Regions from separate parts of the Homo sapiens genome. Here region 2 is linked to region 1. Evidence: chromatin loops called from intact Hi-C (ENCODE). Cell type or tissue: sigmoid colon. All regions are shown on one strand.

Region 1 (8,000 bases):
CAGGCAGTAAGACTTCAAACGACATTTATTTTAAACTTTATTTGTGACTGTCTTTAGTTTTACTGTCTGGAGAATCAGATGCACACCTTCACTTAGCTGTGAATGTCACCTCCACCCAGCCCAGTGCCCAGAGGCCAAAATTTGGCCCAGATCTCTCCTTACCTCCTAGCCCCAGCACCAGGTGTATTCATCAGAGGAGCCCAGGTGGAGGGTGCACTGGGCCCTCTGCCAAGCTTCCTGTGGGGACGGCAGGCCCAGTAGCCTTTCGGCCAGCCCGTCTCTGGGGGCACTGCCTGCTGTGGAACGGCCAGAGCTCCTGTTCCTAGGTGGGTGACCAGACCCCACACAGCATGGGCAACCTGGCCCAGGTCCCTTATCTCTCTGTCCCCTGGTCCCTTTGCCCAAGGAAAGGCCCCCCTCTCCACACCATCTCCCTATTTTTGGAAGCCCTCTTTGCAGACTTCTCCCTGCTCTGGGAGTCGGAGCTTGTGGGCCAGCCTTCCATCTCCCCTTGCAGGTATGTCAGTGGCACCTCCCAGTGAGGAGATGGGTTCAAGGGGAGGGACTGGGTTGGCCTTCCCTTTGCATGGTACTGAGTGTGGAGTGTGTGGCAAATGCATCACACACCATGTGTCCCTGGAGCTGTATAAATGAGGCTGGTCTAGGGGGTCCAGGACTTGCTTTATCCAGGAGGGGAGCAACGGACCTGGCCACTTCCATCCCCACAGCCCTGTTTCTGTGTTTTTGGCAGGATGCAACCTGAAGATCTTCAACAACCAGGAGTTCGCTGCCCTCCTGGCCCAGTCGGTCAACCAGGGCTTTGAGGCTGTCTACCAGTTGACCCGAATGTGCACCATCCGCATGAGCTTCGTCAAAGGCTGGGGAGCGGAGTACAGGTCAGTTATGGGTGCTGCCTACATCAGGGGACCCAACTCCAGGTGACTCTGGACAGCAGAGCAGGCAGGGCTCCTCAGAGATGAGCTAGGCCAGCCCTAGCGTCAAGAGCAGAAAGACCAAAGATCAGAGAGAGGCCAAGGCCTGGCAGGCAGGAGGGGCCGGGCCAACAGCAGATGATGAGGAATTGCAGAACGATGTTTGCTGGCACCGAACAGCTGTAGGCACTGTAAACACACGCTCCATCTTATCCTCATCCCAGCCCTGGGTGGGGATGCCAGCATCATCCGTACAGATGAGAGAACTAAGGCCCAGGGAGGGAGAGTGACTTGCCTGCAGTCACACTGGTAGAAGAGCTGTGTCTAGAACTCTGCCCTCTTGGCTTCTTCCTTAGTCTCATTTTAGGCAGATGGCTTTAGGATGACCCTCTTCAGGAAGTTAGGTCTTCAGCTCATTGTTCCTCTCCTCCTCTGTTGCTCCATTTCTGACTCAGGGACCCTGGTGATGCTGAGGAGCCCAGGATATTAAAACTGAGAGTCCGGGAAGGGAGGAGGAGATTTGGGTAGTTATAAAGGAACAAAATTTTCTCGCTGAGAAATGACTTTTTTAGAGTCCTACATACTGGTTTCTTTTTCTTTTTCTTTTTTTTTTTTTTTTTTTTTGAGATGGAGTCTCACTCTGTCATCCAAGCTGAAGTGAGTGGCACCATCTTGGCTTACTGCAATCTCTGCCTCCAGGACGTGCCTCAGCCTCCCAAGTAGCTGGGACTACAGGTGCGTGCTACCACGCCTGGCTAATTTTTTGTATTTTAGTAGAGAGGGGGTTTCACCATGTTGCCCAGGGTGGTCTCGAACTCCTGAGCTCAGGTGACCCACCTGCCTCAGCCTCCCAAAGTGCTGGGATTACAGGCGTGAACCACCATGCCCGGCCCTAGATACTGGTTTAAACATGGCCCTGATATAGTCAGGTCTACCTGGTCTGCTTGGTTGAATCTCTCAGGCCATCCTGCTTTGGGTTTAGAGAATCCAGTCCCTTTTCTTTCCACTCACGGACCAAAGTTTGCGGAGAGGCAGGGCTGTGTGCCCCCGCCTTCTGCTCCACACTCCCCCCTGCCAGCCGCCAGCTCCTGCGGCAGATGCAGAGGTGCCCACATGTCAGCTAGAGCCAGCGCCTTGCAAGCTACTCTCCCTTTCTCTTCATTTTTCCAGATGTTTGGAATCCATTTTGTTTTGCAGTCATGCTGCACTCAGGCCAAACCCATTTCAATATTGGCCTTGGGCCACCGTTTGTAATGAAATCCAGATGAGCATGACTTATGGAAAGTCAGATTCTCATTAGAGGATTTCATCCTGTAAAATCCTCCTCTTCCACTTACCGTATTTTAGCTGCTGTTCTTCTGTGTCTGCCCCAGGGTGTCAGGGAACACAGCCCCTTGGTTTCTTGGGTGTCTCTGAAATCCAGGAGTGACCAGTGGAGCAATCAAAGTGGTCAGACCTCAAAAGAACTTACAACTATGTTATGGCCTGAAGAGATCAGCCCAGGCCCAAAGGTCTAGCCAGAGAAATGTTTTAAGCAATCTTTTAGCCCTGGCTTAGCTCATTTAGGGAACAGGAGTGAAAGGTTAGAAAATTAATCTTTTTTTAGTGAAGAAGGGAAATATTTAAAGATGGACTGCAGTGGAAAAGAGTAAGGGGATGTCCATTTGCTCTTCTTATACCAGACTGTAGTCTGGAGGGCCACACTCAGGTACCCTCGCTCGTGCAGACACCCCAGGGTCTGTCTGCAGGCCCATTTCTCAACCTCCCTGCTACACAAGCAAAGTAGAGGCCAAGCAAGGAGGGTGGTGCCTTCAAGACAGCAACACTGTTCCTGGTGTGGCATTGCAGCTCTCCCGCTCCAAGTGCTAGGAAGAGGCTCTTTGGTGGCAGAGCCTTTCCCTGGGGACACTATCACCACGCGGGATGTCCTGCCAGCACACCCAGTCCTCTGTGGCCCACCGCGTCACCGCTGCCTGGCAGCACTGCACAGCAGCCTGACGGGCGGGCGCGGCCCCTTCCCAGAACAGCCTTGTCGTCCTCCTGCCTCTTGGGCCAAGGAGAGTAAGGTTTCAGCTCTTCTCTCTGTGAGGTGGCTGAAAGCAGGGCCCAGGGCCCACACCTCTCACCTCCAGCTGGCACCAGCGACTCCAGCCTCAGCAGATAGCCTTTGCTCAGTGGAGGCCTTTGGGAGCCTGCCTGCAAGCTGCGTCATCAACCAGCCTGAATTTAGACAAAGTGCTTTGGGGAAAAGAAACGTGTGGTGTGCCTTGTTTTTTTCCAGTAATTGTTCCATGGCTCGTTCTGCTTGTAAGATTTTCCAAAATAAGGCCGTAGATGAGAATTATATCAGCACATTGGGAACCGAAGGCATGCGGACACTGTTGGCGCTTTGTAAAAAACACCCCTCAATCAGACAGACACACGTCATCGTCGCCTGCTGGGGCTGGGCCCAGATTTCGAGATAGGGGAGCGGCACGTGCCCGTTTGGTACAGATGGGAGCCAGGAAGCCCTTTGCTCAGGATGGAGGTCTCCTCTATTAGGGGGCCTGTTACAGTAACTGGTGGGCCTCTGGGGTACCCTGCAATTGACTTTACATATTTAACTCTTTGCCATTGACTTTACATGTTTAACTCTTTAAAGTCGACTTCCTTCCCCCTCAAGAGAACTTAATTTACTCAAAGTCCTCCCTGGGTAGAGGAGTTTGGCCGGGTAGTTTCAGCAAGTTACTGGTACCGCTTCTAGGACAGCGTCTAACAGCATCTTTGGGAAGATGACTGTCACCAAAGCAGAAAAAGCTTTCTGACTTGTGTAACCCCCTGGAGATTTTTTAAGTCCCCCACCCCACCCCTTTCCCTATTTCTTACAGGAGACAGACTGTGACCAGTACCCCCTGCTGGATTGAGCTGCACCTGAATGGGCCTTTGCAGTGGCTTGACAAGGTCCTCACCCAGATGGGCTCCCCAAGCATCCGCTGTTCCAGTGTGTCTTAGAGACATCAAGTATGGTAGGGGAGGGCAGGCTTGGGGAAAATGGCCATGCAGGAGGTGGAGAAAATTGGAACTCTACTCAACCCATTGTTGTCAAGGAAGAAGAAATCTTTCTCCCTCAACTGAAGGGGTGCACCCACCTGTTTTCTGAAACACACGAGCAAACCCAGAGGTGGATGTTATGAACAGCTGTGTCTGCCAAACACATTTACCCTTTGGCCCCACTTTGAAGGGCAAGAAATGGCGTCTGCTCTGGTGGCTTAAGTGAGCAGAACAGGTAGTATTACACCACCGGCCCCCTCCCCCCAGACTCTTTTTTTGAGTGACAGCTTTCTGGGATGTCACAGTCCAACCAGAAACACCCCTCTGTCTAGGACTGCAGTGTGGAGTTCACCTTGGAAGGGCGTTCTAGGTAGGAAGAGCCCGCAGGGCCATGCAGACCTCATGCCCAGCTCTCTGACGCTTGTGACAGTGCCTCTTCCAGTGAACATTCCCAGCCCAGCCCCGCCCCGCCCCGCCCCACCACTCCAGCAGACCTTGCCCCTTGTGAGCTGGATAGACTTGGGATGGGGAGGGAGGGAGTTTTGTCTGTCTCCCTCCCCTCTCAGAACATACTGATTGGGAGGTGCGTGTTCAGCAGAACCTGCACACAGGACAGCGGGAAAAATCGATGAGCGCCACCTCTTTAAAAACTCACTTACGTTTGTCCTTTTTCACTTTGAAAAGTTGGAAGGATCTGCTGAGGCCCAGTGCATATGCAATGTATAGTGTCTATTATCACATTAATCTCAAAGAGATTCGAATGACGGTAAGTGTTCTCATGAAGCAGGAGGCCCTTGTCGTGGGATGGCATTTGGTCTCAGGCAGCACCACACTGGGTGCGTCTCCAGTCATCTGTAAGAGCTTGCTCCAGATTCTGATGCATACGGCTATATTGGTTTATGTAGTCAGTTGCATTCATTAAATCAACTTTATCATATGCTCTTTTAAATGTTTGGTTTATATATTTTCTTTAAAAATCCTGGGCTGGCACATTGACTGGGAAACCTGAGTGAGACCCAGCAACTGCTTCTCTCCCTTCTCTCTCCTGAGGTGAAGCTTTTCCAGGTTTTGTTGAAGAGATACCTGCCAGCACTTCTGCAAGCTGAAATTTACAGAAGCAAATTCACCAGAAGGGAAACATCTCAGGCCAACATAGGCAAATGAAAAGGGCTATTAAAATATTTTTACACCTTTGAAAATTGCAGGCTTGGTACAAAGAGGTCTGTCATCTTCCCCCTGGGATATAAGATGATCTAGCTCCCGGTAGAGGATCACCGGTGACAACTATAGCAGTTGTATTGTGTAACAAGTACTGCTCCCAGCAGCAATTAGGGAGAAAACTAGTCTAAATTATTTCAACTGGAAAAAAGAAAAAAGAGTCCTCTTCTTTTCCCAGCCTTTTGCAGAACACAGTAGACAGAACTGCCACCTTCAATTGGTACTTTATTCTTTGCTGCTGTTTTTGTATAAAATGACCTATCCCACGTTTTTGCATGAATTTATAGCAGGAAAAATCAAGGGATTTCCTATGGAAGTCCTGCTTTATTCCAGGTGAAGGGAAGGAAGTGTATATACTTTTGGCAAGTCATACAGCTCAAATGTGATGAGATTTCTGATGTTAGAGGGAGATGGAGAGGCTTCCTGATGCCTCATCTGCAGGGTCCTGTGCCTCTGAAGTTCTAGCCATGAGGTTTCCAGGTAGGACAGCTGCTCCCCAAGCCTCCTGAGGACACAGGAAGAGACGGAAGGAGCACCTTGACAGACTTGTGTGAGTCTTCTCGAAGGAGGGTTGACTCAGAACCCAGAGACAATACAAAACCCCTCACTTCCTCTGAGAGGGCCAAATGCTGTGAGTCTGAAGTATGTGCCTGGTGTGAAATGATCTATGGCCTGTTTCTTACACAGGAAGCCCCCTGAACCTCCTGTACATGTGTTCATGTTCCCAGCCAGCTCTGAGACCCAGGAACCAAATATTCCATTTTGGCTTCTGCTAGAGCAGTCATGGTTCCTCTCCTAAAAGCCATGGGCAGCAGTTTCCGAGGGCCTGCATGATCCACCTGCTGCACGATCCTATGAGGGCTTCCTGTGGCACACAGCCCTCTGGGTGCTTGGGAACTAGCTTCAGGCACAGCCTGATTCTGGTGATCCAGTGATCTATGGAAGTCGTGTCTTACTCCAGGTGAAGGGGGAAAAAAAAAGCCTATACTTTGGCAGGTTATGAACTTTGAATGTGATGAAATGACACGTTTGGCTGCATTTGGATGGTGTCTTAGAACCCTCATTGCTCAGACCTGAAGGCTACTTCTAGGAGCATGAAGTTTGAGTTTTGTGTTTTTCCAAAGGATACTTCCTTGGCCCTTTTTCTTTATTGACTAGACCACCAGAGGAGGATGTGTGGGATTGTAGGCAAACCCACCTGTGGCATCACTGAAAATAAATTTGATCATACCTAAGAGGTTAGGAAATGGTGCCATTCCCACCTTAGAGTGCTACATAGGTGCTTTGGGCGTATGTAACATTAGTGTCCTTCCTTGAAGCCACAAGCTAGTTTTCTTAGTTTTAAAATCCTGTTGTATGAATGGCATTTGTATATTAAAACACTTTTTTAAAGGACAGTTGAAAAGGGCAAGAGGAAACCAGGGCAGTTCTAGAGGAGTGCTGGTGACTGGATAGCAGTTTTAAGTGGCGTTCACCTAGTCAACACGACCGCGTGTGTTGCCCCTGCCCTGGGCTCCCCGCCATGACATCTTCACCTTGCAGCTTGTGCTGAGACTGACCCAAGTGCAGCTAGCACTGGGACACAGATCCTTGTCTTCAGCACCTTCCAAGGAGCCAACTTTTATTCCCTTTCCTCTCTCCCCTCCCCACCTCGCTTCTTCCCAATTTAGTAACTTAGATGCTTCCAGCACATACGTAGGTAGCTACCCCAGCCGGTTTGGATTACAGGCCTGTGCTGGAACATCATCTCAGTTGGCCACCTTCCTGGCAGGCTGTAGACCTGACATTTTGAGACAAGCCTAGAGGAGTCAGGAGCAGGGACTTTGACTCTTAGGAAGAGCACACATGAGGGCAAGGCTGCTGGCAGACGTCTCCATTGTCCTTATGTTGTCTGTGTTGTATTTTTTTTTTTTTATTGACCATGGTGATTATTTTTTTAAACCATCGTTAATATACTGAAGTGAGCTATAGCACATATCATGTGCTTAGTTTGTTTATTTTTCTCCATCTCCCCTTGGCTTCCTAGAGTTTGGACATATTCCAGGCTAAATGCTTTTACTCAAGACTACAGAAAGGTTTGAAGTAGTGTGTGCATGGCATGCACGTATGTAAGTAATCTGGGGAAGAAGCAAAGATCTGTTTCATTCTTAGCCTCAGGCCTCATGAGGGTCTCCACAGGGCCGGAGCTCAGGTTACACCACTCCTTCGTCCTTACAGGAGATGTAGGGAGAAGAATCTGCAGGCTGCTTGTAGGACTGTTCACCAAGGGGGATACCAGCAGCAAGAGAGTGCACCCGTTTAGCCCTGGACCCTGTTTCTTACTGTGTGACTTGGCTAGAGTTGGGAGTTCCCCCAAAATAAACGTGTCCCCATTTTACCAGAACCAAACCTCAACACAGCGAAGCTGTACTGTCTTTGTGTGGCAAAGATGTTCCCTTGTAGGCCCCTTTCAGGTAACCGTCTTCACAATGTATTTTCATCACAGTTTAAGGAGCATCAGCCGCTTCTCAAGTGGGTAGGGAAAGCAGAAAAACGTACGCAAGAGGACATGGATCCAAAATGATGATGAAGCATCTCCCATGGGGAGGTGATGGTGGGGAGATGATGGGCTAAACAGGCAACTTTTCAAAAACACAGCTATCATAGAAAAGAAACTTGCCTCATGTAAACTGGATTGAGAAATTCTCAGTGATTCTGCAATGGATTTTTTTTTAATGCAGAAGTAATGTATACTCTAGTATTCTGGTGTTTTTATATTTATGTAATAATTTCTTAAAACCATTCAGACAGATAACTATTTAATTTTTTTTAAGAAAGTTG
Region 2 (8,000 bases), 170 kb before region 1:
ACATGTGCACAACGTGCAGGTTTGTTACATATGTATACATGTGCCATGTTGCTGTGCTGCACCCATTAACTCGTCATTTAACATTAGGTATATCTCCTAATGCTGTCCCTCCCCCCTCCCCCCACCCCACAACAGGTCCCAGTGTGTGATGTTCCCCTTCCTGTGTCCATGTGTTCTCATTGTTCAATTCCCACCTATGAGTGAGAACATGCGGTGTTTGGTGTTTTGTCCTTGCAATAGTTTGCTGAGAATGATGGTTTCCAGCTTCATCCATGTCCCTACAAAGGACATGAACTCATCATTTTTTATGGCTGCATAGTATTCCATGGTGTATATGTGCCACATTTCCTTAATCCAGTCTATCATTGTTGGACATTTGGGTTGGTTCCAAGTCTTTGCTATTGTGAATAGTGCTGCAATAAACATACGTGTACATGTGTCTTTATAGCAGCATGATTTATAATCCTTTGGGTATGTATATACCCAGTAATGGGATGGCTGGGTCAAATGGTATTTCTAGTTCTAGATCCTTGAAGAATCGCCACACTGACTTCCACAATGGTTGAACTAATTTACAGTCCACTTGGAATTCTTTAAAACACTCAACAAAAGAAAAAAAGATAACAGTAGTGGAAAGTTTGTAAGAAGGAAAAAAGAGGTGAAAAGCATTTTAAAACATTTTTGAATTACAAATATACCTACCTTACTTTTCACATGTACTGTATATAAAAAAGCATTGTGGCTAAGTGTATTGGTTTCCAAAACACACCCCGCCCGCTGCCAAACATGCTTTAATTATTTAGGTAGTAGAGTTGGGAGGGGAGGCAGAGGGAGAGAGAAGGAGAATATTAAAAATCCTAGAATTTGTATAAAAGGAGAACCAACACTTTCATGGGTTAAGTAATGAAAAAAAAAATAGCTAACCTTTTATTTTAAGGAAAAGTCAGTCTCCCAAAGGCAGAGATTGAAATGCACTATCACTTAGGGAACAATCAGCTTGACCAAGCCTCCCCAGCAACTCCCTCCTAGGACTCTTGCAGTCTGAGGGGTCAGGCTGCATTCTCCTAGTGGCAGCACAGCAGGCTCTGAAGTGCCTGACAGTGAAGTTGAAGGAGCAGAGTGAGGCAAATTCCTGCTCCAAACCTGCTCTTCCATTCTACAGACAGACAGGAAGAGGAGTGACACAGCTTGCCAACTCAGCCAGTCATAAAAGATTGATCCATTTCTTCCAAACTGATGGTTCCTCCCTTTAGGAAACTGGGCACTTGAAGAAGCTTCTCCCATCCCAGTTGATTCTTCTGTGCCCATTTTGTCAGTAGCAAGCCATTAGCATGATGTTCAAGGAACAATCATCTACCACATGATGTACTGACGCTCTGTTTGATCAAACTGGGGCTTAAGAATAGCTGTGAAGGGCCAGGTGCGGTGGCTCATGCCTGTAATCCCAGCACTTTGGGAGGCCGAGGTGGGTGGATCACCTGAGGTCAGGAGTTCGAGTCCCAGCCTGGCCAACATGGTGAAACCCTGTCTGTACAAAAATTAGCCAGGCCTGGTGGCAGGCGCCTGTAATCCCAGCTACTTGGGAGGCTAAGGCAGGAGAACCACTTGAACGTGGGAGGCAAAGGTTGCATGCAGTGAGCCGAGATCGCGCCACTGCACTGCAGCCTGGGCGACAGAGAGAGACTCCATCTCTAAATAAATAAATAAATAAAATAAAAAGAATAGCTGTGAGATGGAAGAGGTTGCAAGTTTCCCTGGGAGCTTGTGGCACACAGAAGACCCCAGGACCTTGGCCTTAATGGGGTTAGGTTGCTGGGACGGGGGCTGGCTACTTCCACTCTAGAATAATAGTACTGAAGACCCCTTTGTTCATTTACTACTTCATTCATTCAGAGAATATTTATTGAGCATCTACTATGTGTTTCCAGGCACTATTCTAGGCACTGGAGTTACAGTAGAGAACAAAACAGAAAAAGTCCTGCCCTCATGGAGCTAATATTTTAGTGGAGTGAGACAGATAATAAATAAAGTAAGTAAGATATATACTCTGTGAGGGTGTTAAGAGCCATAGAGAAAAATTAAGTAGTGGAGGGGGCAGGGTGTGTGGGGAAGAGGTGTTGCCATTTCAGAGAGTTCTTGGAAAGCCTCACTCAAAGCTGATGTTTCAGTGAAGACCTGGGAGGTGAGAGGTGCTGTACTGACACCTGGGAAAAGAGTGCCCAAGGCAAAGCAAACAGTCAGTGCAAAGGCCCTGAGGTGGGCATGATGCTGGTGTATTTGGAAGACCAGGGATGACATCAGATCAGAGGAGAAGTGGGGGTAGAGGTAGATCATGCAGGACTTCACAGGCTGCTGCAAGCCCTTTGGGTTTTTCTCCAACTGAAATGGAAAGTCACTGGAGGGTTTTATGTGGAAGAGTGACACCAAATGTTTTATGAATCACTGTTAGCTCATTTCTCAATTATATTATTACCACCATTTTAAAGGCAGGGAAACTGAGGTTCAGAAGGGTTAGGAGAGTTTCCCATAGGCACACAGCATGAGCTGCCAGAACTTCTCTCCTTTACTTATTTATTTATTTTGAGATGGAGCCTCGCTCTGCAGAGTGCAGTGGCGTGATCTCGGCTTACTGCAACCTCCGCTTCCCGGGTTCAAGCGATTCTCCTGCCTCAGCCTTCTGAGTAGCTGGGACTACAGGCGTGCGCCACCACGCCTGGCTAATATTTGCATTTTTAGTAGAGACGGGGTTTCACCATGTTGGCCAGGATAGTCTCGATCTCTTGATCTCATGATCCGCCCGCCTCGGACTCCGAAAGTGCTGGGATTACAGGGGTGAGCCACCACGCCTGGCCAACTCCTCTCCCTTCTAATCCAGGACTCTCGGTGCTCCTGCATGTGGTTTCCAAATGTTCTCAACTCTTCTCCTGCTTGCGAAGGGGAGACCAGAGCCTTGGAGCTGGGAAAGGAGCAGGCAGGGCTGACTCTTCTCGAACCTGGATTGCTGGGCACCTGTTGTCCAGCATCATTTGAGGGCATGTATGGAAAGTGCTCTGGAAATTTATCAAGTATGGCACACATGGTGAGTGTTATGAGAGACTATCAAGATGCTCTCAATGATTCCTGCTGAACTCAGGTCCCGAGTGCCCAACAGGCCTCCATTTGAGCAATGGGTTGGCCATTGCTTGTAGCTGCTATTCATCTAGGAAGGTCCCAGCACCGGCCCCTGTTTCCACCTCCCGCAGCCCTCACATGTGGATCCACTGGTTTCACCTACAGCTCCAACCTTGGCCTGGTTCACTGATCGATCAGCCTGAGGCTAGAAGCACTTACACAGCTGGAGAGCAAGTCACTCTTTCTACTGGCACCCAGCACTATGCCTGCAGCACACACGTTGTCACACACCTGTCATCCCCTTGGGCACTGGGCCTTTCCCTCCTGTGTAGCCCTCAGCTGGGTCAGCCTGGCTCCTCCTGTGGGGGCGGGGGGCTGGCCCCAGAGCTGCCCTGGCTAAGGCCACAGGGTCATACTGGAAGTGAAGAGACCAGCCTCAACAAATCCAGGAAACAGACCCAGGTAGGAGTGTGAAGGGCATGGCTGTAGTGTGGGGTGTGGAAGCCCAATTCTGGGCTTCCCAGAATTTCCCAGCAGGCTTGGGGGAGGGGTGGTGGCAGCTGGCCCAGTGGAAGGGAACCTCCATCCACCCTAGAAAGATTGTCCCACTTTCCTTATGGGTCAGCACCTCACAATGTCATCACCAGAAGGGCTTTCTTCCCCACGTGGATTACATAGCAGGTAGATGGATTTGTGCTTGCAGACACAGAGGGGCCAGAGTTTTAAAGGCCGTCAGTACCCTATGGCCCATCTCAAAGAAAAAGACAAGGATAAGCAAAATTAGAAGGAAAGAAAGAAAGACTGTAAAAGTTAAACAAAACCACCCACAAATAGCTTGAGGCAGAAAAAAGATTGTACCATATCATGGCAATCGTGGACAGTTTGGCAGCTGAGGGAAAGATGACTCATTCCCAGGCTCCGCTTGCATAATCCTCCCCAGCCCAGGCAGGAGAATGAAACTAGGAAAGTAATGCAATGACATTTAGTAGCAAAAAGGAAGCCCACACAACATTTGTGCAAGGCCATCCAAAAATAGCAGGCTCCTCCATGCTTGGGTTTTGAAACTATGCATTTTGCTTGAAATGCCTGAGTCGTGGCACATTTTTCTTGGGCCACCCACACCCTAATTCAGTTCATTTCAATTTAGCAGACATTTAATGCAGGCCTACTGTGCTCCAGGCTCTGTGCTAAGGATTTGGGAGTGGCAAATACAAGGATAGGGGAGACACTAAAAGGAAAGTGTGAAGGGAAGAATGAATGGAGTCAAACCCCACCACGAACCCTTACCAGGTCTGAACCTCAGTTTTTCTGTCTATAAAGTGGGAACAATGCCCACCTCATGAAATTGGGTGAGAGTTAAATGAGAAGAGCAAAGCCACAGGGGCTCATGAAAGGAGTCCTCAAATCTGCTCAGGGTGATCAGGAGGGCCAGCATGGAAGAAGAGGTCTTTGAAATGAGCCTTGACTCGTTTTAACTGAACCGAACTGCCAGACTGAATAGTGGCAAGTATTTCTTCTGTGCCTGCTGGGTGTCAGGCCTGGTGCCAGGTCCTGAGAATGTAAGGACAAAGGAGAGAAACCCATCATCAAGCAGTAATAATCCTAACAGTAGAAACAGTAAAAATAACACAGGGAAGCAGCTAGGCATAACGGTTGTGGGTGCTAGTTCTGAAAACAGACTCTCTGTGTACAAATCCTAGTTCTTTTACTCTCAGCTGTGTGGCTTGAGCAAGTTCTTTAACCACTCATTCTATGCTCCTGTTTCCTTTTCTATAAAATTAGTATACAAATAGCAATTCCTTATAGGATTGCTGTAAAAATTAATTGGAACAGTGCTTGCAAAGCACTTACCCTAGTGCCTGGTAAGTGGTCTGTCAGGGTAAGCTGCCACTATTTTCATTGCTACCATCACCATTATCTTCATCACCATTATCACCATCACACATCACAGAAGAGAGGGAGGTACAGAGTCCTCCAAGCAGAGGAGAACTTGGAGAGTCTGGGAATGCCAGAGGAAGGAATGGTTATTCTTGAAGTGAGTTTTGAAAGACAAGGAGAAGTTTGCCAGTAGGATTCTGGAAGAAAGAGGTATTCCAGGCCGGGGGACAATATGAGAAAAAAGCATGAATGTGCAGAAGATAAATGTTCAGGAAACAGGAAATGGCTCAGGCCGACAGCCAGGCTGAAAGGATGGCCTGACCAGGGAGAGAGAGGGCAAGCGGGAAGGGAGTGAAAGTCCTTCCTTTCCTGGCCTTTTGCACACACCCTCCTGGCACATGCCAGGCAGTTAGGAAGCCCTGGGCCTGGACATGAGCACTAGCTCTCTCACAGAGCCCCTTTCTGACCTTGGCTTCCTTCCAGGAGACGTTAAGACACAGCCTTACTGAGAATGCAGCCACGGTTACTATCACATTTATTGAGAAAACTATCCCTTATGTTACTCAGAGCTCTTTGCATACAGATGCTCAAGATAAATTCAACTTAGAATTCAGCCAGGAAAAAACATTGATAAAAATAATTTATAACTTTCATTCAGAGTTTACAACATGCCAGTCTCTAAGTGCTTTACATTATTAGCTCATTTAATTCTCACAACAACCCTATGAAGTAGGCACTATGATTGTTCCTGTTTTACAAATAGAGGAACTGAATGATAAAGAGGTTAACTCATTTGCCAAAGCAACATAGCTAGTAACTGGCAGAGCAAGGGCTCACGTTCTGGGAGTCAGGCTTTAGAGCATGTATTTTTTTTTTTTTTTTGAGACAGGGTCTTACTCTGTTGCCCAGGCTGGAGTGTAGTGGCACAATCTCAGCTCACTGTAATCTCCACCTCTCGGGTTCAAACAATCCTCCCCCTCAGCCTCCCCAGTAGCTGGGACTACAGGCACACGTCACCACGCCCAGCTAATTTTTGTATATTTTGGTAGAGGTGGTGTTTCCCCATGTTGGCAAGGCTGGTCTTGAACTCCTGACCTCAGGTGATCTGCCCACCTCAGCCTCCCAAAGTGTTGGGATTAATGTGTGATCCACCGCGCCTGGCCAACATGTGCTCTTTCTTAACTCCTTTGTAATAAACAGAACTCTTGTCCTTTCTGTGTTTCCCTTTTTGTTTTGGCCACTGTCAGGGTTGACACTTCCCACTACATTCTTCCTTGCAATTTGTGCTCCAGCTGCTCTGGGCGCCTCACTTTTTCCAGAATTCCTTTGCATTATCGTACCTCTATGCCTTTGCTCATGCCAGTCCTCCTACCTGATATGACTTGCCCTTTTTTTTTTCTTTTTTTAAACTTAATGACATGGAAAATTTATCATTTTGTAAGTGGAAGAAGTAAGTTACAAAACTGCATATATACAAATACAGGCTGGGCACAGTGGCTCACGTCTGTAATCCCAGCAGTTTGGGAGGCCGAGGCAGGCAGATTGCTTGCGGCCAGGAGTTCGAGACCAGCCTGGCCAACACGGCGAAACCCTGTCTCTACTAAAAATATAAAAATTAGCTGGGCATGATGGTAGGCACCTGTAATCCCAGCTACTCGAGAGACTAAGGCAGGAAAATTGCTTGAACCTGGGAGGCAGAGGTTGCAGTGAGCAGAGATCACGCCATTGCACTCCAGCCTGGGCCACAGAGTGAGACTATGTCTCAAAAAAAACAAACAAACATAAATAAATAAATAAACTTCCATTGTTGGTAAATAATATTTGAAGTGAATATATGAAAAAACCTCTGAAGATTTAAGCACCAAAATAACATTGTTTAGATCTGAATGGCAGAATAACAAATTATTTTATTTATTTTTTTCTTGGTGATTTCTATTTCTTGAATGTTCACAGAAAATACATATCATTAAATTGTTACTTTTAAGAAAAATGTAAGTTAATTTTTTTTTCATTAAACAATTTTTTTAAAAATGACTTATTACCCAACCAGGCGCAGGAGCACTTTGGGAGGCTGAGGCGGGCAGATCACGAGGTCAGGAGATTGAGACCATCCTGGCTAACATGGTGAAACCCTGTATCTACTACAAATATGAAAATTAGCCGGGCATGGTGGTGGGTGCCTGTAGTCCCAGTCACTCAGGAGGCTGAGGCAGGAGAATGGTGTGAACCCGGGAGGTGGAGCTTGCAGTGAGCTGAGATTGCACCACTGCACTCCAGCCTGGGCGACAGAGCGAAACTCCATCTCAAAATAAATAAATAAATAAATAAATAATGACTTTTACCATTTTGACCCTTTTTAAGTATGCAGTTTTATGACATTAACTACATGTGCATTGTTATGCAACCATCTAGGATGACGTTCTAACCTCATTTCAAGCTTAGCCGCATTCACTATCTTTCCAGGACTAGGGTAGTTTTCACCTTCTGTTTAAAACTTTCTCTGTCTCCTCCCACACCCCCAGCAGAAATGATGGCTCATCTCTCTCCACTCTCCTGTTTTGGGGAGTGTGTCATTATGTGTCACTCATATCATTCTGCAATAGTGGTCAAGTGAGCAGCCCCTAGAGCCTTCATTTCCTGTATTTGATACCTACCATTTGTGTCCTAGCATAGCTGGGGCAAGTCACTTAATCTATCCGTGCCTCAGTTTCTTCAACTTTAAAAATAGACATTTTCAGAATGGCTATTACTACAACATCAAAAAATAGCAGATGCTGGCAAGATTGCAGAGAAAAGTGAACTCTTATGCACTGAAAGTGGGAATGTAAATTAGTTTAGCTGCTTTCAGTGGAAAGCAGTCTGGAGATTTCTCAAATAACTAAAAATAGAACTACCATTTGACCCAGCAATCCCATTTCTAGGTATATTCCCAAAGGAATATAAATCGTTCTATTATAAAGACACATGCACACATATGTTTATCTCGGCAGTATTCACAACAGCAAAGACAT

Evidence for each region. Peaks named below come from ENCODE experiments on the same cell type or tissue, not always from the same donor. Only the 100,000 strongest peaks of a DNase experiment are listed, where the experiment ranks them.
Region 2: it touches region 1 in a loop (2.6-fold over the local background); 2 of 110 quality-filtered maps call a loop at or near these places.

What each region holds. Positions count from the first base shown.
Region 1 is chr15:67,186,614-67,194,613 of GRCh38, forward strand. SMAD3 (SMAD family member 3) reads left to right here. Exons shown (of 9, transcript NM_005902.4): 8 at 752-896; 9 at 3,800-8,000. The coding sequence ends at 3,923. Among named protein-coding and RNA genes, the nearest start is that of SMAD3-AS1, 44 kb to the left of the region's middle. In sigmoid colon, no CTCF peak of the experiment used is centred here; DNase peaks (open chromatin) are centred at 1,118, 2,168, 3,108, 6,888 and 1 weaker place; H3K27ac peaks cover 1,227 bases.
Region 2 is chr15:67,020,540-67,028,539 of GRCh38, forward strand. All of the region lies in intron 2 of SMAD3-DT (SMAD3 divergent transcript), which reads right to left. Among named protein-coding and RNA genes, the nearest start is that of SMAD3-DT, 40 kb to the right of the region's middle. RefSeq lists an enhancer at 5,132-5,426. In sigmoid colon, no CTCF peak of the experiment used is centred here; DNase peaks (open chromatin) are centred at 3,392, 4,032, 5,312 and 6,252; H3K27ac peaks cover 2,353 bases.